3 separate regions of the Homo sapiens genome follow, and all the other regions are linked to region 2. A link is a contact called in ENCODE Hi-C or POLR2A ChIA-PET data. All regions are on one chromosome and are shown on one strand. Each heading gives the region's core, a stretch centred on a gene start or an enhancer-like site at or near the end of the contact. The rest is flanking DNA. Distances are from core to core; before and after follow the strand shown.

Region 1 (4,270 bases), core at 795-3,294, 160 kb after region 2:
GGAAATTACCCATGTTATCCTTAGTGTGATGAGAGGTCAGTGGAGAGTTTAAGTAGAAGAAAGTACTAGACTGATTACTTTTGCCTACCTGGAAAAAATACTCACTTGCTCCACCTTTGCTCATCATCTTTCTCTCCATCTCCCCACATTCACGGCCGACGTTCATGAGCGGGCCTGTACCCACCACACCATTTCCTCACCACCAGCCTCCAGGCACTGGGTAATACGTTCCATTTCCTGCACTCTCTCCAAAACTCCTTCTCAAAGCCATCTCAAAGATGCCTTCCTTTGTGCACATCTCTCTTGAACCACCCTCCCCAAGCAATTTACTCACTCACAAACTTTTACTGAGGCCCTGTTTTGTCCCAAACTTTATGTCAGTCCCTGGGGATCGTCCCTTTATGTCAGCAAGAAAGACAGTCCCTGGCCCTCAAGGAACCCAAAGTGTGATAATTAAACCAGCCTGACCACTCAATTCTAAGGTCTAGAAAGTAGTCACTGAGATGAACATGGGAGATGGCAGGATCCTCTCAGTTCATCTGATGAAGGCTGAGTGAGGGAGACAGGCAGGGCAGAGGGAGGAAGCACAGCTACTTGAGACATGGGGACAGCAGGAGTGAGCCAGGCCAAGGAGAGGGCCATATTCCAAGTTGGTGGAAACCAGAAGTGAGAAAGTACCTGGCAAATGTAGGAACTGGTTCACATGGTTCAATAGGCCAGGAAGCAAATTTCCTCCCTATTATTAAAGTGCTCTGTTTACTTAGTCCATAGCAGTTTTCTTTTGGTTTTATTCATTCCTTACAAATGTTTTTCTTTATAATAATGTATTGAGTTTTTAAATATATTTTTAAAATATGGTTATTGTGAAAACTGATGAAAAATATATAAGAAAATTAAAATTAGTATCAGCTACCTGTTAATACTTTGCTGTATTTCTTTCTAATTCTTTTCCCAATGCCATCTCTGCCTCTGCCTTTGCCTGCTTTGGTAGGGAGGACATTCACTTGTGTGCCCCCCTTTTTTTCTTTAATATTACACTGTAAACATGTTGTTCATAATTGATATAATTTATTAAGCAAACCTCTGTTAATAGATACAAGGTTTTTTTCTAAGTTTGTGCTAGTAGATATGATTATTCTTGTACATAACTCTTTGTTTACATCATGGATTCTGATACCAATTTCTGGAAGTAGAATCAACAGGTAAAAATGAATGAGCATTTCTAAAGCTCTTGGTACAGATTACCAAGTGCCCTCCAGAAAGGCTCTGCTAATTATGCCCCAGCAGCATCAAACGAGTGCTTTATATCACTCCACACCCTTGCTAGCAATAAAAATGGTTGTTTAATTAATTGTTGATATTTTGTGGGTTAAAAATAAACTCATGGCTTTAATTTTTATTACTTTGATTTATAATTTATAATTTTTTTGGTCCATTTATGTTGCTCATGTAAATTTTTTGAAGGTATTATTGTCTCTTTTTTCCACTGGAATATTAGCATTTTTCTTACTGGTTTTAAATGTCCTTTATAGATTAATTACATTGCATCTGTAATTTTTACGTAGTCACGCTGTAAAAACACTTTTTTTCAGCCTACATTATTTCAATTACAAAAATAGCAACACAAATGGTATCCTCAGAATCCTGCGTAGCCTTATCCCCACCTCACTTCACTTCTTAAACAGAACTTCTGGTGGAGGACCATTCTTCCATCAAATGATCTCTCTCAACTCCTCCCAGATGGTTAGAAGTCCTCTGTCTCATAGAGTGGCACCATCTCCATATGGCTCCCCTCCAGTTTTTCTCCATAGGAAACCAGAATGATTTTTTTTTTGTTTTTTTTTTAATTTATTGTACATGCATCAATGGCTTCCTGGTGTAATCAGAATAAATTCCCAGCTCCTCCAAATGGTCTGTGTGGCCTTCTCCAAGGTCCGGCATTGCATTTCTGTCCCTCCTTATCCTGCACGAGCTTTCCCCTGGCTCACCAAACTCCAGACTTGGCAAGCCTCCACCCCGTGCTCTGGCCTGCTCTTCAGCTCCTTCCTCCTTCAGAACACCACATCCACGCCACTATGCCAGAGCGGCCTTTGCTGACTTCCCAGTCTGTTATTCTTTCTCACGAATCTAGCTGCTTCTTCTCATGCTGGGCACTGCTTACAAACTATAAACATTTTATGATTGTCTGGTTAACAAGTACCTCCCTTACTAACATGGTATCTTCATACATCACTTGCTTTTTGTTTTTCTTTTCTTTTTTTTTTTTTTGCCAGTGTGTGCCCAATGGGAAGGATGGAGGGAAACAGGGGAGAGGATTCTGCTGCCTTCTCAACTCAGTTCTACTCACCTTGCAGTTAGCAGAGAGATTGCCAGTGTTACCTTTTGGTAAGGGTGATCTTGCTCAACCTCAGCTTAAAGAGGACTTTGTAGGGGCAGTGACATCTGGTCTGGGCTGAATCTCACAGGATGAGGCAGAGATTGGCAAATGCACTCTAGACAGAGACAGCACATGTGTTGTGGCTACAACAACATGGCACATTTGAGAAAAACCACAGGACAAGGCCTACCTTCCGAAGAAATTATTCTCCCTTCTTCACACTGCCACAAACCCAGTCTCTTTGCCCATCCTTTGCATTATGCCAAAAATTATACACGTAGGTGCTCAGTAAATACTGGATGACATACGAATGAATGATTCATGACATCCCTCAGTTAAAGCAATTTGCTTCTCCTAGAATATCCTTTTTCTCTCTCTCAATCTGAATTCCATCAAGTCCTGGCTGGAGACCCACCTTCTGAAAGCTATTATTATCCAAGAGCAACACAAATGACCTGCACTTATTCTGAATTTCATCTTTCAATGTTCTAAACTTAATATTTTCTGTCCAATCTTGTCTTCCTAATTAAACATAATGTCCTCAAAGGCAGGGATTGATCTCCTCCTTCTCCTCCTCTTTCACTTTTTATAATTTTTTTTTTGTTTTGGTAAACTCAAATATGCCAAATCCAAATATACCATCTTAGAGAGTAAAAGTTTAATTTCTATGAAAGGAAGGGAAGAAGAAAGGCAGGGAGGGGGAGAGGGAGTTTGCCTTGCTTGCTCTTGAGCTCCTTCCTCCTTCAGAACACCACATTCAGCCACTAGGCCACAGCAGCCTTTGCTGACCTCCTAGTCTGTTTTTCTTTCTCACGAATCTAGTTGCCTCCCTCTCCCCCTCCCTCCCTTCTTCCCTTCATTCATTTTAGTCTTAATATAAAAACTTAATATGTAAAATCCCCCCACCCCATTTTTATAATCTTTTTAAAATTTAAAATTTCCTGAAAAGAATTTGAATGAATGAATAAACAAGATTCTACTCAAAGGCTTCAAATCTTCAGCAAAAGATAGTATACCAGTGCTTCATACTTTGTAACCAAAGGCATTAATTTGCAACCCTTTCTTTTCTTAAACAAGTAAGATACTGTGATTCCTTTTGATGCAATGTAGCAAACCAGACACAAATAGCAACAACAACTTTTCAGACACAAAGAGACATCACTGTTATTTCTACCTTAATGCAGATGGGCCTGGACTTATGAAAGGGCTACTTCCTGATAAACCCATCCGAAGTTGAAAATGTTGTAAACTGAAAGTGCATTCAATACCAGATAAACCCATCACAAACTCAAAACATTTTAAGTTGACCTATTGTAAATCAGAGAGCATCTGTTTTTCTGTATCCTTATGAGCCCTCAAATCCATTTTCTTTAAATGTCCATCCCCATCCTGTGGGCCAGTCTGCCATATCTTGCAAACACTTCCAGTTGGGCTTCCTTCATCTACTCTTACCCTTCTCAGTACTTTCCTATAAAGACAGCCAGGAAGAGCCAATCTGCTCATGGCATTTCCTCCTCAAAAATCTCTTGGTGGCTTCCTTACTTATAGGGTAAGGACCAAAATCCTTAATAGCACCTACAGGGCTTGGCATGTTCTGGTTCACCTCATCACTTTCGTTTCACACCAAATTCTCTCATTCTCTGGGCTCTGGCCAAGTGGCCCTGCCTTCAGTTGTTCACCTTATTTCCTCTAGCTAGCTACAGGGTCTCTATTCATGCTCTTTGTTCCTCAGCTCAAAAGCTATTTGTTTCCTGGGGAAGCCATCTTTGATCCATACAACATTGCACACACACTCAGCACAACATGCTTTTTCTTCACAGCACTTACTACTTTGCAACTATGCAAAGTATTTGTTGTATAAAATATGTATTTGTTCATATAATTACCCATGTA
Region 2 (4,181 bases), core at 1,052-3,551:
ACCAGTTTCCCTGGGGTATTAGTTAGCAAACTTCCTGGGGGTCTTTGGAACTTAAATAAATAAAGCAGATTCAACAGATAAGGTGCATTACTGTACGAAAATTTTTATGGCTTTAGCAGAGAACAGAATCCAACACCCATACTCATTTATAGACCTGATTAACAAGAAATTTTCTCCAAGCAGATGGAGCATGAAAACTGCTGCCCCTTGGAATCAGTTTTCTAACTGAGTTTAATATTTGCATTTGGTTTTCCACTGTTATTATTATTATTGCCATTTTAACTTATGCATTCCCGCCATAGCATATGCCTCTAGGTACAAGAGGAAGGAAAAATTCAATTTTAGTGTTTGTCTTATTTGCACTTTACTTGATGCAATTTGGTTTGCCACATGGAGTGAATAAAGCTGTCATGTTATTTTTTTTTTCAAGAAGAACACAATAACTATAATGGACTGTGCATTCATTACTGAGTAGATTCATTTTTTTCTCCCATTGAAGGGCATAAAAGAGGGGATAATTTCAAAGTGAATTGAATTGTGTCTGGTGAATCATGATGCGCATTTCCGACCAAGGCATAAAACACGTCCCAGCTTTTCTGCCAGCATTTTTTTGAAGAATATTACTCAGAATGCAGTAAAGCCATATTTGTTTGGTTTTTTGCTTGTATGTACTAATTTTCTGCGGGAAAATGTAAATTAAAAGATAACCTTTGACTTCCAGAAAGTATGCTCTATGATGGAGTCTTGGCTTGCTTTCCTGGGGGACTTGAATTTCTCTTCCTTTTTTCTTATTTTACATTACCTCCTTAACATTTTCACCTACCATCTAGCTATTGCCAAATTTTTCCCTAGATGTTAAAGATCTTAGCTGTGTTCATACTACCATTCAAACATGCCTGGCCCCATCTGGAGATTCACTGTAGGGGACCCTTCAGAGCTCTGTTGGCATGAAGTACTCAAGATCTCACTAGGAAATAGCTCATTATAAGAACAGATTTGAGGGGAATACATTTGAAGACAGTGGGATAGGGTTGGAGGAGAGGATCATTTGGGTAATAACATTATCATTCAGATCATTCCCCATTTGGTTTCCTTGGAGGGCTCACACCTGTAATCCTAGCACTTTGGGAGGTCAAGGCAGGAGGATCACTTGAGGCCAGGACTTTGTGACCAGCCTGAGTAATATAAGACCTCATTTCCATAAACAAATTTTTTTTTAAATTTTAAGAGCTGTTTTTACAAAAAATCTTTAGATATTGAGAGCACAAAGAAGTGCTTTTGTGTAACCTAGGTAACTCATGGCAGTAATACAAATAATTAACATTTATTGAGCTCTTCTAATTAGTAAACATTTTGCATACATTATCTAATCCAATCATCACAGTGATCCAATGATATGGTCATTATTTTCTCCAATTAAGGCTTAAAAGGGATGTGTAACTTGCCTGTGGACACATAGCTCAAACATGGCAGATCCAGGATTCTATGTACATCTCTCTGAATTTAAAATCCACACTCTTGACCACCTAACAATACTGTCTTTCACCAAGAAGAACTGGAGCATGCTGTAGTACAGAAAGAAATGATGGACTGAGAAGTCATCATATGGGCCTACATCTGCAATGGAGGGTGGGAGAACAGTGGGCTTTAATGCACACTGAAAATGGATGCCTAATGCCTGCATACACTTATCAGAAGCCTCTTGTTGGCTTCTTGGCAACCTCTCAGCTGCTGAGCAGAGAAGAAGAAAGTGGCTCCTGGCAGATGGTGGCCAAGATGAGAATACAAGTGAAGTAACTCCTGGACTTCCCAGAACAATTAGGGAGAGATTCAAAGGTAACTGAAATTCTTGTAGGGGAAACTGGGGGCAAACTAAAGCAAATTCTGTTTGGTTACTGTTTTTAACTCCAGGCTGGGTAGGCCTAGGGAAGCAGGATATGCAACGAACCCCACAAATCAGGATTTTGCTTATGATAAAACAAGGCAAATGGCCCCCTGCTTTCATCTTTTGATGCTCTTTAATTTTAGCTAGTGACTTCTGAAAGAATAAAAACAACTCTGAACTGCTCTATTTTCTTCCCTCCAAGCTTGCTTGGAACAGGACACGTTTCTGCTTTTTTCTCCCTAACTTCATTTATTATTCAAAAACTATTGCTAAGTATAGGCCTTTTACCCAATCAAAAAGTTCTAGATCCTCTATCCTATTGGGCCGCCCACTCTGTCTAAGAGACAGTGAGCAAGGTACTGGGGTATTCCAAGATGACTAAGCCACGGTTCCCTGCTCTGACTCACTTTCATTCTTACGGAGGGAGAGAGATCAGTGTATCACTAACCACACACAAGACAAAATAAGACAGATCTACACGGAGGCAAAGTAACAAAATGCACAGGGTGCTTTAGGCAACAAGTGGCATTCTTGCATGGGGGCTTTGCCTGTCTTCTGGCGTATGTTTTGGTAGGTGTTATTTCACACTATTCTTCCCGGCCTTCCCACTCTGCTCCTGCAGTGATGTCATACTCCCTGGGCTGTCTCTACAGTCACTTTCTTTTTCCCTTTCTAAGTAAATCCTGTCTCAGACACCCACTGAAATCTCTAAGATCCTTCTCAGAACCACCTTCAAATCAAGCTACTAACAGCATGTTCTTGCCAACCATTACTCTCTAAGTCCATCTGTCTTCCTGTCTGCTCAGACGAGTCAAAAAGTATTTCTAGATCTTTAACAATCTTTAAGCCACATGGGGAAAATGCATTTAAACTCGCTAATAAGACCACAGACTAAGGGCAAAGCACTAAGATCGAATTTTATGTACCCAATTACTGCCTTAGATGTCAACCATTCAACAGGGGGTTCTTAATAAGCTATGTAAAAGAGAGTCTTTGAAATGGTTTGGCCTTTTCTCTTTCCTTTATTAGCTAGAGTCTATCCTACTCCACCGAATGAGCAGCTATAAAATGCAGAAGAGAGCAGCGGCAACAAGGAAAAGGCTTCATGATAGCAGGGGCTGGTCTGTGTTACTCACTGCTGTATATACACTGCTTAACGCATAGTGCTACTAAATATTTGCTGAAAGACAGGAGAAAGACAGATTGAATTACACACTGGACTTGACTTGTACCGGATGAACTCTGAGGTGCCTTCTCACTGAGATTTTGTGACCTAGTAAGAGTGAGAACTTAAGTTTGAAAACAATTTACATTAAACTCATCAAATTGTATTGTTTCCTAACCCATGTTCTCAGTATAACAAATTGCTAAACAGTGTTAAGGCCAATATTGGGATCAAATAAGGGAGAATAGAATCCAGGCAATGGAAAGAATTTCAAAAGACCATTTATTTTATCCCCAGTTGGCAACTAAACCATCCCAAAAAAGGATGTAGAATGATCTAATGGGAAGAGTGCAGGCTCTGGAGTCAAAGCTGGGTTTGAATTCCTATTCTGCCACTCACTAGTTGCATGACTTTGGACAAGTTAATATCTTTGAGTCTCTGTTTTCTCTTTTATAAAATACAGGCCATAAGAAAATATCTTGGGGTGTTTGTGTGCCTTGCACAGGCTGCCATAGAGGGACCTCAGAAATGGGTCGGTTCCGTTTCTCCAGAAAGCTGTATGCACATAGTGAAATATTTTTTAAAGTTGTGTCTCAGCTTCCTTTAGGTATCAGCATCTTTCAAATTTCCTGAGCCTTATAATTTTACAAATTCTGGAATTCTGCTGAAATAAAAGGCCTTTTACTTTTTGTTTTTAATGTTTTACTTACTATTTGTTGGACTATCAGTTGAAAAATATCACTGCTTCTGAATCCTCATTTGTACAATAACCCTTCACAAATTTCAAGATCATTATCAAGTCCCTTGTGTGCCTGTTGTTTCCCAGCCCTCACTTTGCTTCATTTTTGAGAGGTTTTAAAGAAAAGAATTCTTTTAAACACTTAGTGTATCATTAGGTCTTAACCTGCTTGAAGACAGGCCCTTGTTTTCACTCTGGCGAAGCAGAACCTAAAACATTAATAGGAATTCTAACTATGGAAGATACATATCAAAGCCAGAGGAAAACAAAGTATTATCTCCTTCTACTAAATGAAGGTTAAACTCCTTCCAAAGACTAAGTTTAAAATAGTTGTTATGCAGCCAGTCAGCATGCAAGGTGACTGGAGATAGAGGAATCTTGGCCCCAGACGG
Region 3 (4,038 bases), core at 1,200-3,699, 240 kb after region 2:
AACATCCAACATCACACACTAACACAACTGGAATTTCAACTTGAATCTGCTGATTGCAAAACCCTAGCTCTTTTCTTCACGCCGTACATACCAGTATACCATATCGCTCTACTGCATCTCAGAGATGTTTGTTTTGCCAACATAAAGCCTTTTCATTTATAGTGCAGATTATGATTATATCATTCTGTAGCAAATGGGTTTTCATGCTTTAAAAGACAGTATACCAACATGAATTTAATCTTGAAAATCTGAGCCATTATCATAAATCAAATGCTGCTTGACATTCTAAAAGAAATAGGACTGGCCAGAGAAATTTTAGATTCATTATAATTCCTCATAGATATTCATACTTTTGTGACTGTCATTGGATACAGAAATGATAGGTTTGGGTTTGGTTGTAACTTCTCTAATTTTAGGAAGAATTTCTAGTCTACCTGATATCAAGTTATGCATGTCATGACCGTAATTTAGATATTATCACTGGCCTTAGTGTAAAATTTCAAATGCAGCCTTAACACGCTGCTATGTTTTATAGGAAAGGATAAATGCTGAGTCATGTTTCTCATCCCAGAACCCTGCATGCTTCTGCTTGAGGCTGTTGACTTCTGAGCCTGTCATCTTGCCTTAAGATGCACAGCTCTCTCTTCTCCCTACCTCTGCAATTCTCCACTCAGCATTTTCTGATGAACTAGTGTTGTCTTCAGTTCTTCCCTCCATCAGAAAACCACATTAGAGGTCATTTGAATGTAATCCTTGGCAATGACATTTTACCTTGCCTTTGGGTAGAAGTCACAGCTAATGTCTGAGCATTTGTGCTTCCTGGTTGTTGGTGGTTGGGGACAAAGCTATGAATTTCCATTGAATTATTCTTCACTGCAAGATTGTCACTCTACAACAGAGCATCATAACAAGAAAAAACAAAGGCAAGTGATGAGAGAAAAAGGAATTCCATTCTCCCTATAACTGGAGAGACAACATGGTACAGCAGAAAGAACACAGACTCCAGCTATCAATTGCTTCCTATCTCACTCCACAGAGAGTTGGAAGCAACACCCGAATTTTGTGCTACTAACCAGCTCTGTGTCATTGAGCTAGTCACTTAATCTTTGTGGCTCAATTTTTTCATCAACATGAAGCAATAGTAATACCTCCTCTGCCCTCTTTAATTTGTTATAAGATTAAAATGAGATAGTGTGTGTGAAAGTGCATTGTAAAATACACAGCATTGTACAAAACTCCCAGCTACCAATTCCAACCTTCATCAGTGTTGACTGTCCCTTACTCATTTGGCACCTCATCAGATACTGTGACAATTAGGGTGACTTCTCATCCCCGTTTGCCAGGAACTTTCCTGATTTTAGCAGTAAAAGTCTTGCGTCCCAGAAACCCCTCTGTCTGGGACAAACAAGGGTATGTGGCTGCCCTAGAAATAATGAAGTTACTTGATAAGAAAAAGCTGACTGGTGCTAACAACTCCTTTCACCATCCACTCCACAGGAAAGAAACAAGCAGGGTGTTTCCATGAACCTGAGCTAAGCCCACACAATCCCTCTTGAAGCAAGGAGAGTTTTTCTGAGCAGGGTTCAGCTGGGTGGTCATTGACAGGAAAGGAGCAGAGAAGTCATGGTAGCTGGTATCTAGTGATATATCAATAAGGAAACTGAGCACTGGTGGGTACTCAGGATACTTCCTTAAGGCCAGATCTGACTCACTTTCCTGCACCCATTAGTAGGTCCTGATGCTCTTTTTGGTGAGAAAGTGGGCATCTACCTCTGCTCCACCAACCCCTCCTTTCCCTTTCCACTCACATTCAATGATCTGTCTAGCATTTCATGCACTTTGATAATCATGTGAAATTTTCAGTCCTGCTGAGATGATGTAAGATGGTCACATTTTTTTTTTTTTTTTTTTTTTTTTTACCAGAGCCAATAAAGCAATAATCTCTCTCTGAACTGCAGGCTCCCAACCAGCCTTGGGCTAGTCAACCCAATTCCTTAATTCCAACCCACACACTGTTTTCCACCCATCTCTGGAGAATGAAAAGAGGTGGTGAAGCCAGGCTCCCCCAGCTGCTGCGGTGCCCTCCTGCACTGGAGTAGGTACAGCCTAATCAAAGGCCTGTTGTTTTCCTTTGGCTTTGAAACTCACTGGTTGTGGGTGTATCTGTTGCATGATCATGAACACTTAAAAAAAAAAAAAAAAGACAGATCCAGTCCCATTACTTTGGCTCTGGCACAGAAGTTTCTGGAAAGAGAAACCATAAAATGATACCAAAGTGGTAACAGTAAAATAAATACCTCTCTCTGAATTTCATGGAAGTAATGAAGCTTCAGGGCACCAGAGGAGACTTTAGTAGCTCCAAAGCTATTCATGACTGTCCAATAACCCAAGAACTGGCCAAACAAGCTGGACTGCTTTCCTGTGAGTCATCAGAATCACTGCAGGCCTATGATGGGTCCCTTTCACCTGTGGGAAACAGGCTGTTAAAATGGAGAGTTGTCACTAGTTATCAGCTTCTTAGTCTTCACCAGGGCTGGGCAACAAGAGTCATAGGACCTGTCTTTATGCTTATGCTTTTTAATTTCTTTATCTCCTTGCAAATGTAATGATGTGACTTACAATACATGTTTTGATGTGCTGATAATCTCGACAATGAAATAGGTTTTAGGACTTGAGGGGATTGGGAGGAGGCATAGAAATAGTTTGGTGTCTCTGGAAGAAATTAAATTGTGGATGTTTTCAATGATTCCTAGTTGCTTCACTCAAGGAGGGTTCAATAGTGTGCTGACAAATGTTTAACAACAGGCACTCTTGGGGAAAACAAAAGCAAAACCAAAACTGATTTGTGTGTTGGCCAGTTTCCATGGTATAAATACTCCTACCATGACCAATTTAGCTGGCTCCAGTGCACCACTCAGAAGGATCCTAGTTTTTCTTTGCCAAAGATCATCTTACCTGATGGATTTTATGAAGTATATTTATTGAGAATTAAATTCATTAGAATGATTTAAGTTAGAATATTGTATCAAAAATTTAATTTACCTTTCTTAACTATCCTTTAATAATTTGTTATCTTGCTCATACTCTCAGTATCCTGTCGTACTCACTTTTCATTTGAAATCTGTTTTTGTTGTTGTTGTTGCCTTCCTTCCTTCCTTTTCTTTCTTTTCTTTTTTCCCCTTCCTTCCTTTTCTCTTTTCCCTTTCCGTCCTTCCTTCCTTCCTTCCTTCCTTCCTTCCTTCCTTCCTTTCTTTTTCTCTTTTTCTTTTCTTTCTCTCTTTCTTTCTTTCCTTTCTTCTTTCTTTCTCTCTCTCCTTCCTTCCTTTTCTCTTTTCTCCTTCCTTTCTTCCTCCCTCCCTCCCTGCTTGCTTGGTCTTTCTTTTTCTTTCTTTCTTTCTTTTCCTTCTTTCTCTCTCTCTCTTTCTTTCTTTCTTTTCTCCCTTCCTTCCTTTCTTTCTCTCTCTCTCTTCCTTCCTTCTTTCATTTTTTTTAAGAGATGGGTTTTCATCATTCTGTTACCCAGGCTGGAGTGCAGTGGTGCAATCATAGCTCACTATAATCTCAAACTCCTGGGCTCAAGCGATTCTCCCATCTCAGCCTTTCAAGCAGCTAGGACTAGAGGCATGAGCAACCATGCTCAGTTAATTTTTTTAATTTTTATTTTTATAGAGACAGAGTCTCACCTTGTTGCCCAGGCTGGTCTTGAACTACAGTGATCCTCCCACCTCAGCCTCTCAAAATGCTGGGATTACAGACATAAGCCACTGCACCTGCAGCCCGTTTATTTTTCTTATCTAGCTCTTATTTCCTTTCTCTATGCTGAGAGTGAATTTGTAGCCAGAAGTTTTTCTATTTTAATCCTTAATTTTTGCTTTTTTCTTAAATTATTTAAAAATTATCACATCACTCCCATTTCCCTTCTCCCCACAGTACTTAAAACCTCAATGACTCCCTATGGCTTTTGGGATAAAGTTTGTGGTATGGCTTTGACCCCAGCCTCTGTCTCTAGCTTAAAGGCCTTAGAGATGGGCTCTTGCT

Evidence for each region. Hi-C counts contacts between places; a loop is a spot of excess contacts on that map. ChIA-PET counts read pairs that join two places held with the same protein, here RNA polymerase II (POLR2A). Pooled maps may share reads with other maps.
Region 1: a pooled map shows a loop between it and region 2 (2.1-fold over the local background). The contact joins two enhancer-like sites. A Hi-C loop is called at or near these places in 16 of 168 maps with a recorded cell type or tissue (IMR-90, MCF 10A, PC-3 and 13 more) and 18 of 50 pooled maps. POLR2A ChIA-PET finds 5 or more read pairs at or near these places in 2 of 52 experiments (WTC11 and activated CD4-positive, alpha-beta T cell).
Region 3: a pooled map shows a loop between it and region 2 (2.1-fold over the local background). The contact joins two enhancer-like sites. A Hi-C loop is called at or near these places in 2 of 50 pooled maps. POLR2A ChIA-PET finds 5 or more read pairs at or near these places in 3 of 52 experiments (HEK293, OCI-LY7 and activated T-cell).

Annotation. Positions count from the first base shown.
Region 1 is chr12:67,665,670-67,669,939 of GRCh38, reverse strand. No RefSeq gene overlaps it. Among named protein-coding and RNA genes, the nearest start is that of DYRK2, 19 kb to the right of the region's middle. Within about 2 kb of position 2,044, at least 9 of the 41 ENCODE cell types and tissues checked have a DNase peak (open chromatin) inside an H3K27ac peak, as active enhancers do; they include gastrocnemius medialis and heart right ventricle, where a contact is called at or near this core.
Region 2 is chr12:67,826,356-67,830,536 of GRCh38, reverse strand. No RefSeq gene overlaps it. Among named protein-coding and RNA genes, the nearest start is that of LINC02421, 99 kb to the right of the region's middle. RefSeq lists an enhancer at 1,604-2,803. Within about 2 kb of position 2,301, at least 15 of the 41 ENCODE cell types and tissues checked have a DNase peak (open chromatin) inside an H3K27ac peak, as active enhancers do; they include gastrocnemius medialis and heart right ventricle, where a contact is called at or near this core.
Region 3 is chr12:67,591,627-67,595,664 of GRCh38, reverse strand. No RefSeq gene overlaps it. Among named protein-coding and RNA genes, the nearest start is that of LINC02442, 3.7 kb to the right of the region's middle. RefSeq lists an enhancer at 2,712-2,801. Within about 2 kb of position 2,449, at least 8 of the 41 ENCODE cell types and tissues checked have a DNase peak (open chromatin) inside an H3K27ac peak, as active enhancers do.